Linked DNA regions of Mus musculus: regions 1 and 3 are each linked to region 2. A link is a loop called in an ENCODE intact Hi-C map of the cell type or tissue named here. Cell type or tissue: left cerebral cortex. All regions are shown on one strand. Links, peaks and the distances in the headings refer to the core of each region. The heading gives the core; the rest is flanking DNA.

The links. A loop is a pair of places that touch in the nucleus more often than their neighbours do. Peaks named below come from ENCODE experiments on the same cell type or tissue, not always from the same donor. Only the 100,000 strongest peaks of a DNase experiment are listed, where the experiment ranks them.
Region 1: a loop joins it to region 2, with 2.2 times the contacts of the local background. A loop is called at or near these places in 2 of 42 quality-filtered maps.
Region 3: it touches region 2 in a loop (6-fold over the local background); 4 of 42 quality-filtered maps call a loop at or near these places.

What each region holds. Positions count from the first base shown.
Region 1 is chr13:82,434,626-82,440,417 of GRCm38, forward strand. No RefSeq gene overlaps it. Among named protein-coding and RNA genes, the nearest start is that of Mir3961, 260 kb to the right of the region's middle. In left cerebral cortex, for the core only: no CTCF peak of the experiment used is centred there; a DNase peak (open chromatin) is centred at 2,524.
Region 2 is chr13:82,312,858-82,318,649 of GRCm38, forward strand. No RefSeq gene overlaps it. Among named protein-coding and RNA genes, the nearest start is that of Gm24295, 270 kb to the left of the region's middle. In left cerebral cortex, for the core only: no CTCF peak of the experiment used is centred there; DNase peaks (open chromatin) are centred at 3,480, 4,139 and 4,504; H3K27ac peaks cover 3,035 bases.
Region 3 is chr13:82,904,414-82,910,205 of GRCm38, forward strand. No RefSeq gene overlaps it. Among named protein-coding and RNA genes, the nearest start is that of Mir3961, 210 kb to the left of the region's middle. In left cerebral cortex, for the core only: no CTCF peak of the experiment used is centred there; DNase peaks (open chromatin) are centred at 2,671, 3,446, 4,932 and 5,361; H3K27ac peaks cover 3,628 bases.

The DNA of each region.
Region 1 (5,792 bases), core at 560-5,559, 120 kb after region 2:
CTGTAAGTCTGCATCTCTTAAAGCAGGGTTTCTTAACCCTGCTAATACCATAAGCCTTCATACAGTTCATCCTGTGGTGCTAAGACCCAATCATAAACTTATTTTTATTGCTACCTCATAGCTGTAGTTTTGCTACTGTTATGAATTGCAGTATGAATCTCTGTGGTTTTGATGGCCTTAGATCATGTGGGCCACAAAGAGGTTATGACCCACAGTTGAGAACCACTGTCCTAAAGTGTCTGAGGAACTTCTCATTGCAGCACCTTAAGAGGTTCAGCTTTAGTATGTAAACTTTACAAGAACTTTAATATGATCAATATTTAGTATTTATAGGCAATTGTTCTTAATAATTTCTTGGGCACTTTATTAATATCAAAGAAGAAATAAAGAAATGTATCAACTTGATTAATAACTTAAGCAAGTATTTAAATGGAGAAACCTTTTTATATTTATTAAATGTGGCTGTTCAAGCATTCTAGTAGATGAAAGAATATTTGCATGGGTCTTCTCAGCTAAACACAACACATTATATTTTACTGTCATTTAGTATCAGTATTACTTTCTTTGTTGCAGTGAACAAATAATTGAAAAATTCTTTCATCTCATGGTTTTATGGGAATGTAGTTCAACGTGGTGGGGAAAACGTTGTGGCACATGTTTGTAAACAGTGCTGAACAAACAGTCCACAAGGAGGCTGATAATATTTAAACCCCTCTGGCCAATAACCCATTTCCTCCAGCTAGGATTTGTCTCCTGAATGGTCTACAACTGCCTAAGATAACACCATCAGCTGGGGACCAAATGTTTAAGAACATGAGCCTGTGTGGTTTTTACATGCAAAACATATTTCACCCTCTATAGGCTTATGTCCATTTCAGAATGTGAAGTGCTTTCAGACTAACTTCAAAAGTCCATGTAGCCTCATAATTCAAATGGTGTTCACAAGTCCAAAATTCAAAGTCTTTTCAAAGACTACAGGCAATGTATTAATTGTTAGGCTTTATAAAAAAAAAAAAAAAAAAAAACCCCAAAAACTGAAGTATAGTTATGCAACCCTAGTATACAATGGCATAAACATTCTATTTTTTTTGTCTTTTTATTAATTCTTTGCAAAGTTCACATCATGTGCCCCAATTCCTCTTATCTCCCTGTCCCTCCATATTTCTACATCCTCTGACCTTGCAAACTCCCCACAAAAAAAAAAAACAATAAAAATGAATGAAGAGAGCACTGACTTTAAAAATATCTCCCTATAGAATCTGTGTTGTATGCTCGTGTATGACACGGGATACCGTTTTTTCCCCAAACAGCTTTTCTTGTTCTTTCTCTCTCACTTGTACCAACAGGGTCAACTCTCCCAATCTGGTAAGGTGATTCAGCTTTCCTGCTTCCAGCAACAGGTCTGCCATAGGAGAGACTCTTGAATTCTTCCATGGCTCAGCACTCCTGTGCTCTTCTGTGCAGAGAGCAGACATTTTATCACAATATTAATTACTAAAATTGACACCTAGATCACACATTACTCATCACATCGTTTTAATTACACTTATGGCCCACTTGTCTTCTATTTATCTATATCTGTCTGTATATTTACCCATTTATTTATGTACATATGTAGATTATAGAATGGCTATGGAAGAGTTAAAGACACCAAAGGAGAAGAAAAGGGCTCAAGGAGCCTTTAACAGAAGCAAAGAAGAGGGCTGAGACAGACCTAGAGATAGCCACTGCAAGGATGCTGTCAGAGAGACCAACTGTCAGGAGTGGGGTCACAGCGTGAGTTAAGGTACCTAAGTGAGATGTAGGACCATGAAGATGATACAGATGAAGTATAGAAATTCAGGACCTTGGAGGAAAGGTATATAACCAGGTCCAGACAGACAGACGAACAAAGAGGAGTGGAGACCACATTGAACTAAAATTCTCACGATAAACAGGAATATTCTGCCTCTTGGTCTCTTGTTACACACACTGAATGTTCAGAATATAGGTCAGCAGAGATCACTGTCATTATTTTAGATTTCTTCCTCTTCATATACTCCAGATGGTAATATACTCTTATTTGATCCAGAGTGTCTGATAAGTTCTCAGGCCAGATTTCATTGATATGATTTTAATGTGACAATATTTTCATTCAACTCCAATCTTCTTTGACAATTTGCACAGTGACTCCTTTTATATTTAGAAGTCAGTTTGTTTTTATCAATCTGCATCTCATATAAAATGTTAGACAAGTAGAGGTGCTTGCAAATACAGGGAGTACAACATCATTTGCCTTGGTATTTCCACTAAATTGGAGTTAAGTCACACTTTTAAGATAGAGACACCCAGCCTAAAAATTACCATTTTACAAAGAGAAGGTCATTCTGATTTCAACATTCACCTTCATCACTTTTTATATAACCCACTCAGCAGCTCCATTCAGAGCAAACAAACCTATGAGACATTGCGTGTTCTCAGTGGACTTCTAGAATTCTCATGACTCAACCATCTGACTTCCTGCACATCTACAAAAGAAGCATCATAAAAACATCACAAAATTCTGCTAGAATTAGAGATGTAGCCTGATTCTCTTGGGCTACAGCAAAACACCTTGGAAAGAAAACTCCCTGGGTAAAGTTAGCAACATACTTCCCTTGGTATTTCTGTTGGGGTGGAATTTATTTAGAACCAAATGCAAGATTGTCTGTTTTTGAATTGTCACACCCTTGAGTTGTTTTGTTTTGTTTTTGTTTTTTGAGCCAGGGTTTCTCTGTGTAGGCCAGGCTGTTCTGGAACTCACTCTGTAGACCAGGGTGGCATTGAACTTAGAGATCCACCTGCCTCTGCCTCCCAAGTGCTGGGATTAAAGGTGTGTTTCACCAACTGCCCAGCAACCACTGAGTTTTTGATGAGTAGAATCTAGCCCATGCACCTTTCCAATGGCCTCAACACAGATTATGATACTTAATTGTCATAGAAGACATCTCTTTATGAATTGCAGCCACATTTTCTTTATGTGCCTTATCTGCAGCTTTCATTGAGCTCAAGCTTCATCGTTTTACTTAATTTTCTACTTTGAATTCTCAGCATTAAATATCACTAAATGTAGAGAGCACTGACTGACTCTTCCAGGGCCTGAATGTTACAGCATCTTAAAATTTCCTTTACCAAACAAATTAATCCATTACTTTAAATTCAGCTTCACTCCACTTTTTAAGATATAGACAATATTCAAAAGGTTCTTTTACAGAACGTATCATGGTATTGTGCTGCTAAGATTTTACCTTGACTAGACTCATCTGGAAAGAGGGAATCTCAACTGAAGAACTACTTCTACCAGATTGGCCTATAGCCAGTCCTTCTGGGACATTTTCTTAATTATGATTAATTTAATCTCTCAGACTGCTGTGGGTGATGCTACATAGTTGCTCCTAAATTGTATCAGAAAGCAAGCTGAGCCTGCCATGGGAGACAAGCCAGGAAGCAGCAGTGTTCCTCCATGATTTCTGCTTCAGTTTCTTTCTTTATGTTCTTGCCTAAAGTTACCCCTCCCCCAACTTTCTAAAGTGATGAATTAGGACCTGATATTTGTAAGATGAAACAAACCCATTTCCCCCATAAGTTGTTTTCATCAATGTGTTAACATAGCAAATGAAAGCTAAGCCTGGTGGTTTCTAGCTCTATGTTCAACAGAGGCCTTGTGATCCTCTGAGACCTTTTGCGTCAAGTACTTCCTGTCTGCCTTTATTTGCCATTCTGGTCTTTAGAAATTATACCAGGATAGTCCAGTAAACTCTGCATATAACAGTATAAGCTTTCTTATTCCAAACTTTTCCATACTTCTACAGATTAACGTTGAAGGCTTTGTTATACAGTTAGATTTATCACCCTAACAATCTGATAATAATTTATATATTAGAGACCCTTTCATCACTGACCACATATTTGACAAAATCAGCTTAAAAGAGGATGAATTTGTTTTGGTTCACAGTCCATCTGGCAAAGACATTGTAGTGGCTTGAGAGTATTCACAAGTAGGAGCTGGGTCTAGCCTATAACCCTAAATGCCTACATCTCAGAGACCAAATTTTTCCATGTAAGCTATACTTTTCCATATTCTACAAGTTCCTAGTACAGCACCACTAGATGAGAATAAACATTAAAGCACAGAAGCCTGATTCCCCCCTTTCACCTCCACATCTCCTCTCCCACCCAATTCCTCTACCATCTGTCTATGACAACTATTTTACTTCCCCTTCTGAATGAGATTCAAGCATCCTACTTGGACCTTCTTTGTGATTTAGCTTCTTTGAGTCTGTGGATTACAGCATAGATATCCTGTATTTTATGGCTAATATCCACAATAAGTGAGTACATACCATGCATGTCCTTTTGGGTCCGGATTTTCTCACTCAGAATGATATTTTCAAGTTCCATCCATTTGCTTGCAAATTTCATCACGTCCTTGTTTTAAACAGCTGAGTAGTATTCCACTATGTAAATGAATCTCATATTCTGCATCCATTCTGAAGCTGAGGGACATGGACTAGGAGAATAAATGGAAATTGGGGGGTGGGTAGTGAGTGGCATCTTTAGAATGTGCCAGAAATCTAGGTTGGAAGAGTCTCCATGGAGTTTAAGAGGGTGACTCTAGAGCAGTGGGTTTAGTACCTGGAAACTCTGGGGGTACTGGTTGGTTCATATTATTGTTCCTCCTATGGGGATCCGACCCCTTCAGCTCCTTGGGTACTATTGCTGGTTCCTTCATTGGGGACCCTGTGCTTAGTCTAATGGATGGCTGTAAGCCTCCACTTCTGTATTTGTCAGGCACTGGCAGAGCTTCTCAGGAGACAGCTATATCAGGCTCCTGTCAGCAACCACTTGTGAGCATACAGTGTCTGAAATAGCAACCTACTATAGCCAGACAGGACTCCCAGTAGAGGGATAAGGATACCAACCCACCCATAAAACTTTTGATCCCAAATTTGTCCTGCCTACAAGAAGTGTAGGGACAAAGATGGAGCAGAGAACCAATCTCTGACACTATTAATGATAGTCTGTTATACTGTAAATCCAAAGGAACACTTTTATCAATGAAGGAATCCTTGAAAAATTTAAAATTCTCCCATTTGTGAACATTCGGGCTCTTTGTTGAATTTTATCACTCCCCCCACAAAGTTTTGTTTAAATTTCTAAGCCTTTCTGTTTTAAATTTACATATTTTAATTGGACAACAAGGCTGCACTTCCACAAAAAACAGACTCACTGCATTGTACTGTAAAACTGTGTGTACGGAGACAGTTACTTTGATTCAGCAGGCTATACACCTCATATTCAAAAGGCTATCTGTGAACTTCCAGCTATGTAATTCACCAACAAGTTGATATGTTGATTAGGGAGAGTTCCAAGGTACTGCCAAAACATGCTTTTGCCTTGCAGAAAGTTCTATGCTGTTTTGAAGTTCATGATGAAAAGCAGAAGAAGAGAAATAGTCCATGGGTTTGAATCACATCAACATAACCATTTTTTTGCCATGAATATAAGATTTAATTTTAAATATCTTTTTTTATCATACTTTTTTATTACGTATTTTCCTCAATTACATTTCCAAAGCTATCCCCAAAGTCCCCCATACCCTCCCCCCCACATCCCTACCCACCCATTCCCATTTTGTTGGCCCTGGTGTTCCCCTGTACTGGGGTATATAAAGTTTGCAAGTCCAATGGGCCTCTCTTTCCACTGATGGCCAACTAGGCCATCTTTTGATACATATGCAGCAAGAGTCAAGAGCTCCGGGGTACTGGTTAGTT
Region 2 (5,792 bases), core at 585-5,584:
GGGGCTTAGAGCCTTCACAGGACCAAGGGCCAACTAGGCCATCCTCTGCTACATATGCAGATGGAGCCATGAGTCCCTCCTTGTGTATTCTTTGGTTGGTGGTTTAGTCCCTGGGAGTTCTGGGGGTACTTGTTAGTTCATATTGTTGTTCCTCCTAGGGGACTGCAAAGCCTTTCAGCTCCTTGGGTACTTTCTCTAGCTCCTTCATTGGAGTTCCCACACTAGAGTCTGAGTTTGGTGGTTGTATATGGGATGGATCCCCAGGTGGGGCAGTCTCTGAATGGTCATTCCTTCAGTCTCTGCTCCACATTTTGTCTCTGTAACTCCTTCCATGGGTATTTTGTTCCCCCTCCTAAGAAGAATCGAAGTATCCACACTTTGGTCTTCCTTCTTCTTGAGTTTCATGTGGTTTGTGAATTGTATCTTGGGTATTCTGAGCTTCTGGGCTAATATCCACTCATTCGGGAGTGCATATCATGTATGATCTTCTGTGATTGGGTTATCTCACTTCAGATGATATCCTCCAAATCCATCCATTTGCCTAAGAATTTCATAAATTCATTGTTTTTACTATCTGAGTAGTACTCCATTGATTAAATGTACCACATTTTCTGTATCCATTCCTCTCTTGAGATACATCTGGGTTCTTTTCTGTTTCTGGCTATTATAAATAAGGCTGCTATGAATATAGTGGATTAAGTGTCCTTATTACGTATTGGAGCATCATCTGGTTATATGCTCAGGAGTGGTGTAGCTGGGTTCTCAGGTAGTACTATGTCCAATTTTCTGAGGAACCTCAAAACTCATTTCCAGAGTGGTTGTACCAGCTTTCAATCTGACCAGCAATGGAGGAGTGTTCTTCTTTCTCTACATCCTCACTAGCATTTGCTGTCACCTGAGTTTTTGATCTTAGCCATTCTGACTGGTGTGAGGTGGAATCTCAGGGTTGTTTTGATTTGCATTTCCCTCATGACTAAGGATGTTGAACATTTTTTTCAGGTGCTTCTCAGCCATTCATTATTCCTCAGTTGAGAATTCTTTGTTTAGCTTTGTACCCCATTTTTAATAGGATTATTTGGTTTCTGAATTCTAAATTCCTGAGTTCTTTATATTTATTGGATAATAGCTCTCTATCAGATTTAGGATCGGTAAAAATCTTTTCCCAATTTGTTGGTTGCCTTTTTTGTCTTATTGACAGTATCCTTTGTCTTACAGAAGATTTGCAAGTTTATGAGATCTCATTCTTCACAGAGTTAGAAAGAGCAATTTGTAAATTCATCTGGAATAAATAAAAAATTAGTATAGTGAAAACTATTCTCTACAATAAAAGAACCTCAGTGGAATCACTGTACCAGATCTCAACCTGTACTACACAGCAATTGTGATAAAAAAAAAAAAACAAAAAACAAACTGCATGGTATTTGTACAATGACAGGCAGATAGATCAATAGAATAGAAGTGAAGACCAAGAAATAAACCCACACACATATGGTCACTTGACCTTTGACAAAGGAGCTAAAACCATCCAGTGGAAAAAAGAGAGTATTTTCAGCATATGGTGCTGGCACAACTGTCTGACTGTTCGCATGTAGAATAATACAAATCGATCCATTCTTATCTCTCTGTACAGAACTCAAGTCAAAGTGGATCAAGGAACTCCAAATAAAAACAGATACACTGAACCTTATAGAGGAGAAAGTGGGGAAGAGCTTCGAACATATGGGCACAGGGGAAAAATTCCTTAACAGAACATCAATGGCTTGTGCTGTAAGATCAAGAATCCACAAATGGGATCTAGCCATTTCCTAAGAAACAAGTTTCTTGTTAGATTTGAATAAGCATGTTAACTTTCTTCTCACGGCCTGAGAGTGCCTGATATAAAGAGGTTAAGAGAGGAGGAAGGATCTACTAGGGCTTATGGTGTTAGGTTCATGTTTGAGTGGTCCTATGACTTTGAGAAAATTATCATGGCAACTATAGCATGTGATGGAGAACTTCTTTAGTTTTCCTCAGACAGGAAGCAGAGAGAAAGAAGAAGAGCAAGCATCTAGAATAAGAGAGAGCTCCTGATGTCATGCCTCCAGGGGCCTGACTCCTTCAATATATATCACCTCCTAACTTTCCTACAACCTTCCATATAAAAGCACTCTCTGGAGTCCAAGCATGTGACAAAAGAGCCTGTGAGGGGCTGTTCCTAGCAGGCCACTCCTCAGTGCTTATGCTATTTTTCTTGTTCTGTTTTACTATTTGTTAAGTGATATGAATGCTCACAGAATACAAAGGTACAGGTTTTCTTTATAACTCTATCTTTCTAGCCTTCAATTGTTTGTTTTCTTTCCATTTGTTCTTCATCTCCAACTTATTAATATAAATTTTAATCTTTATGAAAAAATAAACACCATTCTGATCAGTACAACACCACTGAAGGAGAATTAAGGGCATAGATTTACTGTTCAACTGTTTATTGAAAATCTTTTCATCTATTTAACAGTTTAATAGCTGAATTAAAACATATACATTGTCTTTAAAACCATGAATCCAATTCATCTTATTGTCCAGAAGGTAAAACAGCTTTCTGATTCTCATATAGCAGAAATGTCATTAAATTCTCTTACTTTCAGGAATTTATATTTTACCCAGACATTATTGCAATATTTTGTTGTCCTCCAATCTTCTTTCCCTTTCCAATTTAGATTTCCTCTCACACTAGAAATCATAGAATTAAATGTAAGTTTCAGGTACACTTGCTTGAATAGGTCAGACTGGAACATATTAGTGATGAAATTAGCATTTGTGTATACTTTCTAATTAAAATGGAAATATTCCAGTGAAATAAAACACGCATAAATATTCTTTTCTGTTTTCTGCTTTGGTTGAGACTAAATCTTTCTATCTGATGAGTTAGAAGTGGATCTAAAATAGCTTTACATTCTCTGAAGCAGCATTTTAAATATAAAAGTACAATGCAGATGATTAAATTCATTTGGCTATATTTTCCACGGTTTTAAAATATGAGATACACAACAGATACACACACTTCTATTTTAGTACATATATTCATGCGTTTGTGTGTCTGTACTGAAATAGATGTGTGTGTGTTTAAGATGGACCATGTATCAACCTAAGCCAAGCCATATAAAATACAGTAGAAATAAGAGGTGAAGGAATTGAACATTCATATAACTAAATTTAATTTGGGTGGGATAATTACTGGTACATAGGATTCAACTGTTTTGACTGAGATAGGTTTTCTATCTTCCTTTATACCTTATACCTAAATTTAGTACTTTGAGATTGTAAAATAATTCTGAAATGATGGGGCAGGGGTTAGGTACTTTGAAGCAAGGATTTACAAAATAAAACATTACATTTCAGATTTAATTGCTCATAAAATTTCAATACAGCAATTGTTCAATGCCTGGCAGACTTGGTGACTCTTGTGCAGTACTCATGCAGGCATATAACTCTGCCCTGGGAGAGGATGGGAACAGAATGTATTCAAGCAATTGTTTTCTTTCATTTTTGTTGGCCTTGTGTTCTTGCATGCCTCTCTTATTTATCATACTATGCATGTTTTGGCCTTCTTTATGCAGTTCATGCTGTCCTTTGTCTAAATATCCTTCCTGAAGAAATGCTGAAATGTTTATATCCCTGCATTCTTCTGGAGCGCAGGACCTCAGAGATGCTCTTCACCTATACTCTAAGCATCACACTATCTTTATTTTCATAGCCCTTTGCTTTTTAATAGCATTGACATTTAAAAAAACACATTGTCTTGTTTGTTTGTTTTTACATGTTTTCCAGTAGTCTAAAATTCATGACAATGAAGACCTGTTTTGTGTCTCTGTTTATTCCTAGGGCAGAGATATGCCGGTACTAAGTGTACAAATGACTTTTAAGGAGTGACTGATTTTCTTTAACCCTCCCAGGACACCTGTCACGTGTGGAGACATAGGCCTTTGATGTCCAGGATCTCAGCTGAGATAGCTAATTCTTTTTTTCCTGAAACTTCTTTTTCTCCAAAGAAGTTGAATTTGAAGAATTCTGTAACTTTGGATTCAGTTTTTACTATCAAATTAAAGCTAAAAATGCTGCCAGGAAGGAGGGAAAGCCAGATTGGAGGGGGAGGAGGCGAGAGGTAGAAGAAGGGAAAGCCGAGAGTTGGGGGAGGAGATGGCGGAAAGATCCAGGAAACCTGAGGAGAAGCAACAAAAACCAATTAAAGTTAATGAACTACAGCTAAGCTTTTTATTTTAGATTTTTTTCCCCCTCACAGTGTACCAGCCTCAACTTGGAATTATTTTTCTTGGAGAGAAACTGAACTAGATTATTTCCTAACTACCCCCATGATCAAAAAAACTATCACTTTAGTCAACAGAGGCCTGAGGGTCTGTTTTGTGCATCCTCCTAGGGGATCTGTCATTTGGCCTTTAGCCTTGGTCCTCCCACCCACTGAAATCTGGCAAGCTTCCAGGATGTCACAAATTCTGTTCTCCTATATCTTCACATAAGCTGAGAGTCAGCCCTACTGAATAGTTATCTGGAGGCAGGAGGCGGAGGTCCAATTGTAGTATCTAATATTAGAAATAGAGACGCCTCCAATGGTTTTTGGCAGACTGAGCCTAGAAAGAGAGACTCTGGCTCTCCCACTCAAATGTCTTAAATAGTTTATATATCTGCTTGATTAACTTGGCTAGAGACATGGTTACAGTTAATATATTAGGTATAAAAGTTTAAAGAAAGATTCTTATCTCAATTATACCCATTTTCTAGAATAACGTACCCTGTCAAACCAGCTCTGATAAATGTTAATGATAATAAAACATTATTGTATAGTTACTTCATTTCTGTTGCCTGCAGAATATCCCCAACCTCGAATGGGAACAAGATGTACTTTGTGAGCATGTTCTTTTCATTCAGCACTTTGGCCAAGTTATCACATTCAAATATTTAATTCTGTCCTAAAATTCAGAGAATCATATAAAATGCTATGAGCTAATCCAAAGGTTATTGAAAATGTGAGATTCTGACACTCAGGTTTCCCATTTGAAATGTACCTTCAAATATTCTGTGTACCTAACGATCCCTTCCTAGGCTTCCTGTCATCTCAGCCTCAACATCCCAGAGCTCTGTTTTCATGGCAGTGCTTCACACATCCTCATTTTGTTCCACCCATCCTTTTTTTTTCTTTTTGAATTAGTAACTGGAATATAGTAATTCTTTTCCTCTCAGTGAAATCTAAGATTGTGACAGTAAGAGTATCCTTGCTGAAGAGGTTGGAAAATGTTAACTTGTTGCTCCATCTCCCAAGTTTCTTCTTCACTTCCTTGGGAGCTGCTGTTGGATGGATACAGACTGTTGCTCATTGTTTGTTGAGGCTGCTTTTTTTTCATTGTTCAGAAACCTTATGATTAGAAAGATCATGATAAACAGATACTGTAACCTTGATTTTGACTTGTTTGGTGATTCTTTCATTCACTCATTCTTCAGCCATTCAAGCAAACACTCAACCATCACTTGTTGAATTTCCACTGTGCATAGTGTTTACACCCACTGAAGACTTGGGAGCATGACAAAATTAGTTGAAATTAACTCTGGTACATTAATAGGTAGATAAAGACAATGCTGCATTTTTCAGACTTCTCTTGAGATGATCTAACTTTAAACTCCTTTTTTCCCCCAATTCTCACTTTCCTCTAGAAAAGCCTTTTATGTTCATCGTCCTCTTAAAATGTACATCCAAATATGAGTGGGCCTTTTCACATTTAAAGAATAGTAAATGTGTTTCCTCC
Region 3 (5,792 bases), core at 560-5,559, 590 kb after region 2:
GCCTCAATATCATTACAAATTCCCCACTCTGCGTCTTCTTTCCCTCTCCTGCTCTTGTTCAGTGATTGTAATTTCTAGACTTAGATTCTAGGGCACACCTGACCTTAGGCTCTGCTGGGTTGCTTATCCTGAAGCAGTGTGAGGCCCTCCCAAGGTGAAGAAATATAATTAGAAGAGAAAGAAATCATTCAGTGAGGAGCCCATGGTAGGACACAAGGGGTTACTTTCTAGGGGAAAAATAGATTGTGAAAAAAATTAACTAATTCTGGATAGTAAAAGAAAAAAGACAGCTCTGCAGTTAAAGAAAGCAGCATGTTAAAAATTAGCAAGGTAAATTGGCTTTCACTTGTTTTCAACACAGCTGTGGTTGTTAGTAGATCCTTCTTCTTTTCCAGTTGGGACAGAAAAATAAGAGAATAGCCAAGACCCAGAGAATTCCTAGGAGAAGTTGATTTTATTTTATTCCTCCTCCTATCCTTTTTCTCCTTCTTCTACTTCTATTTGTTCTGTGTCTAAGAAGTGGACTATGTAATTGTGAGCTTATTATGTGTAAATGCCTTTTATTATATTTAGAAAATATTGCAGCCCCTCAAAAAAAGTGGTACATAGATTTAAGCTATGATTCTTATAAAGTATAAGTTGGTTATAAAGACACTAAATCAGAACTTTGGCTTTTAAATACATTTTTACATATATAATAACAATTATTTTGTCAAAATGTGTTTAAAAGCATGAAATAGGACTTTGTAAATATTGTCTTAGTATTTAAATAGTCATATATTTTAATACTATAATGTCTGAGAACATGTGTAGCTTAAATAATAAAAGTAACCGGGGCTGAAAATAAAAATCATTACAAAGTATATCTATAGTAAGAAAGCCACTATCATAAAAATTAAAAAGGTTTGAATTTGAATAAAACTATGTCAACATCCTTTGCTGCTTTCCTTTTTACAAATTCAGTTATTCCTCGAAGAAAAGGTTAGATATGAGAAAGCTAATTCCAACATATGTTCTCACTAATCAAGGTGTATGACATAACATTTATCAGGAACATTATCTTGAAAGGAGGCTTTGGAGAAATCAAAATGAATATTTGCTATAACAAAATAATTTTATGGAATCTTTGGATTCATTTTTTTTCCTTCTCCATTCCTTATTGTACTACTAAAATCAAGACTGTATGTGCATGTCAAATACATTGGATCATGCTACCAAGTAACTTTACTCTGTCACACATAGATGTGGCAACATAAAGGACCCAGGGATACCCACTAACTTCAGATGTCATTCTCTACCCCTCCCCCAGCTTTCTATTTTAGTTGAAATTTCTGTGAAAAAAAAATGGCTACTTCTCATTGGTTCTATGATCATAAGAATTTCAGAGGCCACTGCTAGACAATTCTAGTGATGTTCAATCACATGTATCCCTCAGCCACTTGGATGTACTTTGATGAAAAAGGAATGCTGGGGATGCTATGTTTAAAAGCAGGATAATACTCTCTCTTGTTGATGAAACAGAATAAATATTTTTCTAACAAGTGAAAGGAGTGAGCTGTTTTTTTCTTTTTTTAAGTTCTATTATTGGAGATTTAAACAGAAATGTTCTTTATAATTACGTTTTGAAACCTTGTTCTTTATTGACAGTATTTCAAACACAATCAAAACTGTGCTGTTGTGTGATAGTGTAACACGTTTCTGTCCAGGATCGCTATGTCACAGGCTTCTCAGCTCATTCTCATAATAATAAAAGGTAAAGTGACAAAAACTAGTGAGGACAGGAGGAGTGTCTGTCACACAGGGAGCTTTTCACCAGCCATTCTTGCTGAGCAAACTCTGGTCCAGTCTGAGGTCATGGTTGTTCCAGAATCTGAGTGGTTAAGGATATTTCGGGATGCTTTCATTAGAAGGTACAAAGTACAGTTTAGAATCGGGCTTGGGGCGCCACTATGTGATTATGGCAAGACGTGCTGACCACTGGGATATTGCTGAGCCAAGTGGGCAGGGAGTTAGTCTGACCTCCTTGGAGCCAAGTCCGCAGGAAGCCACCACCCAGCACACCTCCTTAGGACAAGATGAAGCATTTAGTGTTCAAAATGTTCATATGAGCAACAGATGTTTTTGTAAGACAAAAGTATTGAGCATTTCAAGTTCTCTGTTTATGAACCTTCTGACCATTCTATTTTTAAAGGACCTGGTATCCAAAAAAGTCCCTTGATTTACTTTAGAAATCCAACATCCTTTCTGCTGTTTCATTGGAAGACAAGGATCCTCGTAGAAGATCTCTAACCACAACACAGTTTAACAGGCTGTATGGTTGTTTCCAGGACCTTGTTAAGAGAACCACTATAAAACTCAGGTATTTTGTTAGACTTAATACTTTGAGCTAAAAACCTTAATTTACATTTGAGGGTAAGAAATCATTTCTTTTTGCATTTCATGTTTAATGCTTCCTTCACTACTTATAAATCCCAAACTTGATGGTTATTTTTTCCTCTGTCTTCGTTCAGCCTGTTTATATAAAGCAGAAAAATCAAAAAAGTTAAAATGAGAGAGAATTTGGAGGTGTTATTTGATAACCATGACAACTCAGGAAGCAGAAAGAAGAAATTTGAAGTCTATTATTTGTTTTAGAAGTAGGAGAGAAGCTGGCAGTGGATACACTAGTATGCTTTTACCTGGCACACTCGGAAGCCTGGAGGAATGGAGTGAAGCTGGAAAATGGGAAGATGTTCATACAAAATGCATAATAGGATATCAATTCATGCCATTTTATCCTACTGAAATATCTCCTCGAGCCTTCCAATTTGAAAACATACTGTTATGCACTGATATTCTCAAACTAACACATTACTATCTTTTTCTTCCTCTCCCATAACTAAGATACATAAACCATCCCTCAATAAGGTCTTTACTGAGATATATTTTATATCTTCCTAAAAATTATAGAAAAGGGTAAAGAAAGGTGATAAGCTAGACAAAATAATTTTGAGAAACTGTATTTAAACATTGAGTTAAGGTGTCATGGGTTTCAGTATGGTTCATTCAGTATGATTCAGATAAGTCAAGCTCTAGACCTTGTACAATTCAAAATTCACAGTCCAAGCTTGGGAGGCACGAGAAGCAAATATATATCACACTTTACCCAGGTTGCTCTGTCAAAACAGGAGGGGCTGTGCTGTTCAAAACTCCTTAAACAGAGATAATATCAAGAACAATGAAATTTGAGCTTCTATATAAAGAAGTAATTATATTAAATCCAGTCCTACTGCTCTGAAGTCTATCCTCACCCGTGAATGTATGCCTGCGTGTGTGTGTGTGTGTTTGTGATTTTCTTTGCCACATATTTGTCTCCTTTTTATGCCCTCTCTCATTGTTTCTTTTTCTTTCCTTTCCTCTTTATAATATATTTTAAGGTCTTCTCCAGCAATTCCAGGCCATCTGTCTTCACCATTCTAAATAAGCAGCCATGGACACATGGCTGCCTCCTCCAGACTGACAAAGGCTCTGGAGTACAGCTAAGAGAGATGACCCAACAGCAGTGGTGAAGAGCCCTAAAAATATTTAAAGGAAAAAATAGCAAGACTTACTTTTTTCTTCGCTCGACACCTCTTTTTTTCTTGAGTTTATTTCATGGTTTATCATTAGTATATGCCCTTACAGAATGCATTTGCATAATTGCCTGCCAGATAGATCTAAGCTTATTTTAAAGGTAACGGAATCTTATAGCATAAAAAGAAATTACAAACTTTAATTTCCTTTTATGTCAAGATTGCATACAGTCCCATGCAATACAACTGTAAAACATTAAAAAAGCAGGAAGGTGATAATATGTAGCAAACATTACTGAAATTTCTACTTCTGTACCAGATACAGGGAGTTCAGAAATGTATTTTTAGCAATTTAATAAGAATTTCATCCAATGAATAGACATGCTTTTTTAAATAACTCACATAAATTCTAAGACAGTAAGGACACCGTTTTTCTTTTTAAGTCAACAAATTAAAATTTTATATAAAAGACATTGGACGTGTTCCTTTTCCAGTTTTCTGCTCATTGATTTTTTTGTTTGCATAGCAAATTGAGTCATTTTATTCCCAGTGAATACTATCCTCTTATATAAATTTGTTGGTTTATTAAATCATTTTATCTAATGAGAGATATTTTAATTGGATGTAAATTATCACTATTTTTTTTACAGCAGATGCTGTGTGAATTACATGAACTTATATGAATTTCTGAGCTACTCATAAGTATTCAGAAAACTGCTGAAACCTGTTAGCAGAATAGAAGATAAGATACTTCTATTCTTTTTATGGGATGAATGCTGCATATGTAAAAATTGTTAGGCATTTTCTTCCCTGAGACGTTATTTATAAGCAAATGTCTCTTCATTGTCAAGTCTTATTATACAAGCTTACACCTGTATAGGTCACTGAAATATAGGCACTTCAGATACAGGAATACTGGACACCACCTGACATATCCCACCTCTTAAAGAAAGATTTTTAAATCATCCATAGGCCACCCGACAGCACTTTGAGTGATCTTTTTTATTTTTGTTGTTAATTTGGTTTGGTTCGGTTTTGCTTTTTAAATAAAACTGCTTCTTCAAAATGTTGATCCTATCTTAATTAGTTCTAATAAATTAATTTTTTACAACATATAAAAAGAAAAGAGTGATATAAAAATTTGTCCTCGAATTATATACAAACCACACTGTGTAGTTGCTACAACAAAATGGCAGCCAGGCTTTAAAAATATTAAAATCCTAACCACTTGAAATACATACTAGGATTTTGGGACTGACAAACATTTTTGAAAATGCATATATGCTACTAAAAGCAGACTTCCCAGGGCTCTGTGTTCTGTGGCTTATGTGCTGCGTGGTGAGAAGGACGTGTTGGGGAAGGAACTGCACATAGAATGTCATTAAGACACGTGTTCATCCGTGTGTGTCTTGCATTGTTCAGTGTTTTTTATAGAATGTTTCCCCTTTCTAAAAAAGCATGTAGTGGGTGTTCAGTGGGTTCTTTTGCTTTTCATTCTGTCAATTAGAACTTTGCAACTAATCCTAAAAGGGAAACAAAGTACAGTAGAGTTCCCAGCTTAAAGTTTAGAAAATGAGAGTCCTCATATTCAGAGTAAGATTTATACACATGAATGGAAAATCATCAAAATATTTTATTTAAATTAATAAGAAAAGGCAAAGCACTCCCTGAGACTGATAAAACCATAAGGAGAGATATGCCCAGGACATGAATTGATATGAACGCAGAACTTCATATGCAGTCATTTTCTTTATGGCTAATGCTTCAGTATGGGTGGCAGAGAGAATAGATCGTGGCTCCAAATTTGATTTTTCCAATCGTGGTTAATCAGGCCCTCTTTACCTACAAGAGATAAATCCCCATGGAAGAGAAGTAGATGAGGAGAGAGAGAGAAAACGCACATGGCCGGTTCCAAAGCTGCATGCCTCTCCAAACCCCAGACTGCTTCATATACGTTTCTCTCAGTGATGATTTCTTTCTCAGTAATTCTTTTTAGTTGACCATATAAAATTCCTGATAATTTTAAAGGAATAAAGAATCTAATCCAGATATGGGTTTTTCAGTATTGTACGCTAATCCCTTAGGAGGAAAGTAACTAAGCAATCACTTTTAAATAACTCACTGGGAAGCAGCGCAATAATGGAGTGACAGATAGGCTGATGCTAAATACACACAAACAGTAAACCTTCTTCCATGTCTTTCTTGGTGGCATCACTCACTTTCATGAGCCTCAGTTTCCTT